Regions from separate parts of the Mus musculus genome. Here region 2 is linked to region 1. The links are chromatin loops, found by intact Hi-C in ENCODE. Cell type or tissue: gastrocnemius. All regions are shown on one strand. Each heading gives the region's core, and the rest is flanking DNA. Links, peaks and the distances in the headings are about the cores only. Region 1 has its middle 29 kb from the start of Sox14. Region 2 has its middle 30 kb from the start of Gm34397.

The links. Peaks named below come from ENCODE experiments on the same cell type or tissue, not always from the same donor. Only the 100,000 strongest peaks of a DNase experiment are listed, where the experiment ranks them.
Region 2: it touches region 1 in a loop (6-fold over the local background); 26 of 42 quality-filtered maps call a loop at or near these places.

The regions. Positions count from the first base shown.
Region 1 is chr9:99,845,539-99,848,455 of GRCm38, reverse strand. It overlaps the pseudogene Gm518. Among named protein-coding and RNA genes, the nearest start is that of Sox14, 29 kb to the left of the region's middle. In gastrocnemius, for the core only: a CTCF peak has its summit at 1,467 (motif pointing left); a DNase peak (open chromatin) is centred at 1,451.
Region 2 is chr9:100,376,374-100,379,290 of GRCm38, reverse strand. No RefSeq gene overlaps it. Among named protein-coding and RNA genes, the nearest start is that of Gm34397, 30 kb to the left of the region's middle. In gastrocnemius, for the core only: no CTCF peak of the experiment used is centred there; no DNase peak of the experiment used is centred there.

The DNA of each region.
Region 1 (2,917 bases), core at 312-2,811:
GTAGCCCTGGCCCAGGAGCACAGAGACTGCCTTTCTCCCTACAACCCCTGTTTTCATCGAGCCACATAGTGAAAAGCCTTCAGTGCTATTCCACACTGCTTACCTTTGATACTGTTTGATGTTTCTTTCAGCAGCTAGATGCACTTTTAACTAATAACAGCTAAAACACTTGATTTCTTTTCTATCTCTTCAGAATTATAGGTAACACTGCAAAGGTTATTGCTCATGGATCTTTTTTTTTTTTTAACTAGGGTTACCCGATAAATTACTTTACTGAAGGAAATGGTCCAAGGCTTTAGTGGATGCTTTCTGCATGACTTTTCCCTGTTCATTGGTTCTCCACATCAGTCCTCATTGATATTCTCAATAACCTAAAGCCTGGGTCTATTTTAGAGTCCTTTACATTTTGTTTTCTGTTTTGTTTTTCTTAAAGGGGGGAGTATTCTAATTGGTGATGTCAACAATAAATGCTGTTATCTTTCATTTGTTTAGTCTAATTTACATAATTTTTAAAAGAACTTCTTTGGTGTTTTCTCTTGGCTTTCTGATCCCAGGCTGGATTTAAGGATGTGCACTGTCATGTCACCTAGCTAAGCAGCCCTGTCAAAGCATGATAAGGTGCTTCTGCTATTCCCTGGTAACACACCATTCTTAATCAAAGGGATTGGGATCCTAAGAGAAAATCAGGGCTCCCACTGTGGGAAATACAACCAATGTGGTCTGTCGTATTTGGAACTGCTGGAAACTACCTGAACGTATCAGGTGTAGGAACACTGGAGGGGTAGGGAGATTCAATAGAACCAAGAATTATCAAGTTCTAAAATAAAGAAAATGTGTGTGCGCGCACACACACAGAGAGAGAGAGAGAGAGAACAAGCAAAGAAAATATCTAGTGGTGTTATAAGTGATTATAACCTCTAAAAGCACACAAAAGCTTATTGCAACTTAATGAAAGAAGAGAGATCTGTTAAGGGGTGTGTGTGTGCGCATGTGTTATTATTATTATTATTAATTACTATTATTATTATTGTCATCATCATCATCTAATCATTAAGTCTTTTAACTGAGAAAGCATGCCCTGAGTGTACATGAGTTCTGAAACTTTCTTTTTGTAAAAAAAAATTTTTGATCTCAGTATAATTTCTTAGTAAATGATAAGACAAGCCATTAAAAAAATTAATTAAAAATCAAAGGGGCTCAAAAAGTTTCCTTCTTTAGATGTGACCAGCCCCTAAATGTATCCAATTTTAGTGTCTCTACAAACCCAGTTCTTGACATCAGAACTAGATTTCTACTTCCCAAGGTTCTGAATTGCTTTAGCAGCCCTCCTCATTCTGGGACTTGGCTGTCTTTGGGTTTTATCAGTATTTAAAATGTTCCCTAAGCTCAGACTCTGCCCCAAGCTGCCCAGGGAAGAGCAAGGCTCCCTTAGCATCCCGGGGAAACACTGCCACCTAGCGGTCATATTGAATGCTGTTAATTCCTCACCAAGTGAAGTTGCACAAGGAGATTTTGTCTCTTCTGCTCAGTGGATAGGGTCCCCAAGATCCTGGAGACGCCAAGAAGGACTGAAGTAAACAATTTATAGCGCCTCCTGATCACATCTCTGAGCTCTTAAATAAACTAAGACTTACTGAGAGTTGGAAATTTGACTTAGTAAGATTAATACAATGGACTAAATAAGGCTACTAGTAGAACAGAAATGTTGCAATAACGTATGGTGTGAGAAATCTTTATGACTTGATACACCTTGGTAAAAATGGCTCACAGGAAAGGTGAGCACCCTGCATGACATTGTGGCCCCTTAAAATAATAATATCAGCTTTTACTATGAAAACCAACATCCTTTTTTTGAACATTGTGGAAATAGATGTCTCCCATTGAAAGCTGGATTTCGAGTTGGTGATAAAAGATGCAGGGTTTAACAATGTAAGACAACTGGAATGTATTTGTGGGGAAATGTTTGAATTGATACACAGATTCTGGAGGGAGTAAAATTGCTTTTCTTATGATAAAAGTATCTTTTACAAACAGCTTGCAAACGTTCTCTTTGATGATCCTTGTTGTAAGGACTAGAATTCTGTCCCTGTCGCTCGGGAAAAGGAAGTATGCAGGTCTGAAGTTTGTCCCTAAGAAGGCCATGTGGTCAACCAAGACACATGGCCCTGACCAGGATGTCATCGTTAGAAAACAACCTCAAATGTTGTGTTCTGGGTTCAAATTCTCCTCTAGTACAATTCTATTTTCAGATATAAACAATTTTTTTTTTTAGTAAAAACTTGGAAAAAAATCCAGACAGTCCACACCTCCCTCTCCCCTCCAAAAAAAAAAAACTTATAATTTCTGTATAACTAGGTATCAGACATTAGTTCTGTAATGGTATTTCAATTCTGCTCCACTGCAGAGATGTACATTCAACAAGACAAGTAAGAGTGTGGTGTCATCTCCGAGGGAAAGAAGTAGCTACTGGCTTCATGTGGAAGACATAAACCAAGGGAAAAACATAACAGGGCTTAAGAGAAATAGGGACTTCACTGGATCTTCCTCAATGCCCCTGCTACATTGTATTTATCAAAGCCAAACATTGCATTTGCAAGCCAGAATTGACCTAAAAAATATCTGTAAAAATTAGTCATCTTTTTGTTTTTCTGTTTCGTTCTGTTTGAGATAAGGTTTCTCTGTGTAGTCCTGCCTGTCCTGGAACTCACTTTTTTAGTCCAGGTTGGCCTCTGCCTCCTGAGTACTGAGAGTAAAGGCGAGCACCACCACCACCTAGCAAAGATGAGTCTTAATAAAGTATATCCCAGGGAATACTAAGTATTTAACATTCTCCAATAGAACTAAATTTCTAGTTTATATATGTGTTTACCACCCTGTAACACTGTTGAATACCTCATCATCAAAAAAAATCAAATTA
Region 2 (2,917 bases), core at 234-2,733, 530 kb before region 1:
GGGCCTCATGCATCCTTCCTCCATTTGGGCTGAAGTTTGATAGGTATGATCTTGGGTGAGTCTTGTGTAAGCAACCATGGCCACCGTGAGCCCAAGTGTCCTGTGACCCTGTGGTGACCAGAAAACACAATTCTGTGATAGTCCTCCCCGGTCTCGGGGAGATATGAGAATGGAAACTGTGGTTGTTTATTTATTGGCTGGAAAAGAGACTTGGAAGAGCTGGACTCAGAATAGAAGTTTACGTTAGGAGGAATGGTAAGTTAAGTTCATTTGGCTACCCTTTTTTTTTTTCCTGAATGTAAACACACCACACGGATTCAGAAGGTATGGCAGACCATTGCCAGGGTACCTGGTGCTCACACACCATGTTGTTTGCCCCAAGATCCAAAGTGGAGAAGAGGAAGCTACAGGGATCAGATGAAGAATGGTGGCCTTGGGCAAACACCAGGATATAAGACAACAAGGCTTTTCTTTTTTTTAATTTTTGTTTTTCTTTTCTTTTTTTCAAGAAGAGGTAGGAAAGGCTTTGGTGAAGGAGAAAACCATGAAGAGGTGTTTTTTACCAACCACCGGTGACCCTGATGATTAGTTAAAAGTCAGTTATTTTGAATGGCTTAAGACTCTAACCTTGGCCCCGACCTGTCTCTGGAACAGACAGGCTGAAAGGGTCCAAAGTGAATTATGCAGAGGCCACTTAGGCTAAGCCTCTTGGCGTTCTGAATTGGATGCCATTTTTAATTCTCATTTTCTCATGGCTGCCGCTGCGGCTGCCGCGTGCATGTTTGTGTTTGCAGAAGCAGTTCAGGCCCTACAATTTCCAGCCATCCTGTTAAGACCCAGGCCGCCTTGCTATCTCCTATCTTTGTCCCTCACCTCATTTTGAAGGATTGTTACACATGTGTAAGCACAATGGGATTATGTATTCATTGTGTTTGTCCACTCTTTTCTGTGCCACAAAAGGAGAAATAGCCTGCACTGCGACTTAAGGGCTTTCTGACCGCTCCAAAGTCATGACATTTCCTTTGCTCTTTGATGGCTGGCTTTTCAAAGCCGAGGAAGCTGGGTGACAAACTCCGTTGGCTCCAGGAGGGAGATGGCTCTTCGTTGTTGTGAAAAAGCACATTTGGTAACTTTTAAAAAGCAAATTGAGGACTTAATAGAGCACACAGTCTTCTTTGGAGATTGCTACAAGGTGGATTGTCTTGATAAAACATTTGAAGCCAGAAATCCATCAAGCGTCCGTCAATATAAGCACTGACCTAAACCCCACCCCCCACTCTCACCGAACTTCAGAGTCTTTTTTTTTTTTTTTTTCTGAATTGAGAAAGGATGACTGTCCGGTACCTTCCATTCCATTTTGTCTTCTTTGCAGTTCCCCTTTCTGGTCCCAATTACATGAGAGAGCCCAGCGATGAGCTATTTTGAGTCCGAGATCAGAGGCACTGGGAAGTAAGTGTAGGCTCAGCTTTCTGGGGTCCTACAGAAGCCGTGACCACACACTCTGGCTGACTTAGCACGTTCTTTCACTACCAAGGACAAACCTGGTGCTAAACAGAGCAAACACCTCAAACCACCTCTCCCTAGTCCCACAGCCCCTTATAATCACCCTTCTGACGTTCACCTTTCTGATGTGACTAACAGAAAACATAAAGCCATCTTGAGTCCCCCAAAGTACTTCTCTGTCTGTGGGGTGGCCATCACCAGCTGATAGAAGACTCTTCAGCCAGGAGGTACTCTACCAGGTACAGATGACTCCCCAGGGGCCGGTACTTCCAGTTTTTCTATGAGGGTAATATTTATATTAAGTAGTATTTTGATTAGTGAGTGTGTTTTAATTACTAATTCCTAATGAGTACAATTTAATTAGTACTTCCTAAGCCTTTTAGTTCAGAGACTGTTTTCCATTGTTAGAGGGAGGTAGGTAACACGCCCCTTCTCACGAGTTCTCCCTGAAACCCGAATTCATGGATAATGCTGAGAAAGAAAGAAAGGAAACAAAACAAAACAAAACGGTTGAAACCTAATACGGAATTCTAATTGAAAAAGAGAATATGCATTTTGCAGAATAAGTTGTGTTCTATTGTGAGCAATGGGTTGCACGACATGAGGAGAAGACACAGGTGAGGAGGATGGCTGACCAGAGTGGGGCCCATCTGAGCTGCTGCCCATTTGCTGTTTGGCTCTTGAGCCAAGGTGAGCCGTGATGGCAACATTTGCCTTCTGTTTTTATTCCTTCCTTCTTTGGAAGAAAAAAAATACACAAAAATAGAGAGAGCGATATAAGATCAACCACATCCTTACTACTACCTAGCGCTAACGATAGCAACACTTAAGCCATTTTTGTTCTAAGCTTTAAAGTTGTTTAAAAGAAACAGAATGCCATGAAATTGAAGTCTCCTTCAGTTCCCTTCCCGGGGTACTCTCATGTTCCTCTTTCCCTGGGAAAGGGGATGTTACGATGTCACGACCTTGGTTTATTTTCCTAACTTACAAAATGCCAGTTCTGCTGTTGTCTTTATTGTCATTTTGAAGTATTTATTTATTTATTTATTTATTTATTTATTTATTTATTTTAAAGACAGGACTTTGCTGTGTAACCTAGGTGGTTAAGTTCCTTCCTGCTCTTCCTCCTGACTTGGACTTCCAAACACTGTACTCTTTTTTCTTACGTCTTTGGTTGTGAGCCTAGCCTTTAGCAGCTGAGCCATCTCTCCAGCCCAATGTGCTCTTTTTCAAATTAATATTTTCGGTTAGCATGCGTGTAGTAGTGGGTTTCATCACGGCACCTTCATGTGTATGCGCTCTTATACTTGAGTTTTGAAGTTAGTTAGTTTTGAAGTTCTCATGTGTTTATCTTCTAAGCCTTTCTTTGTGGAGATCTGTGCATCACTCCATTTTAGTTTCTTAATTTTATGGG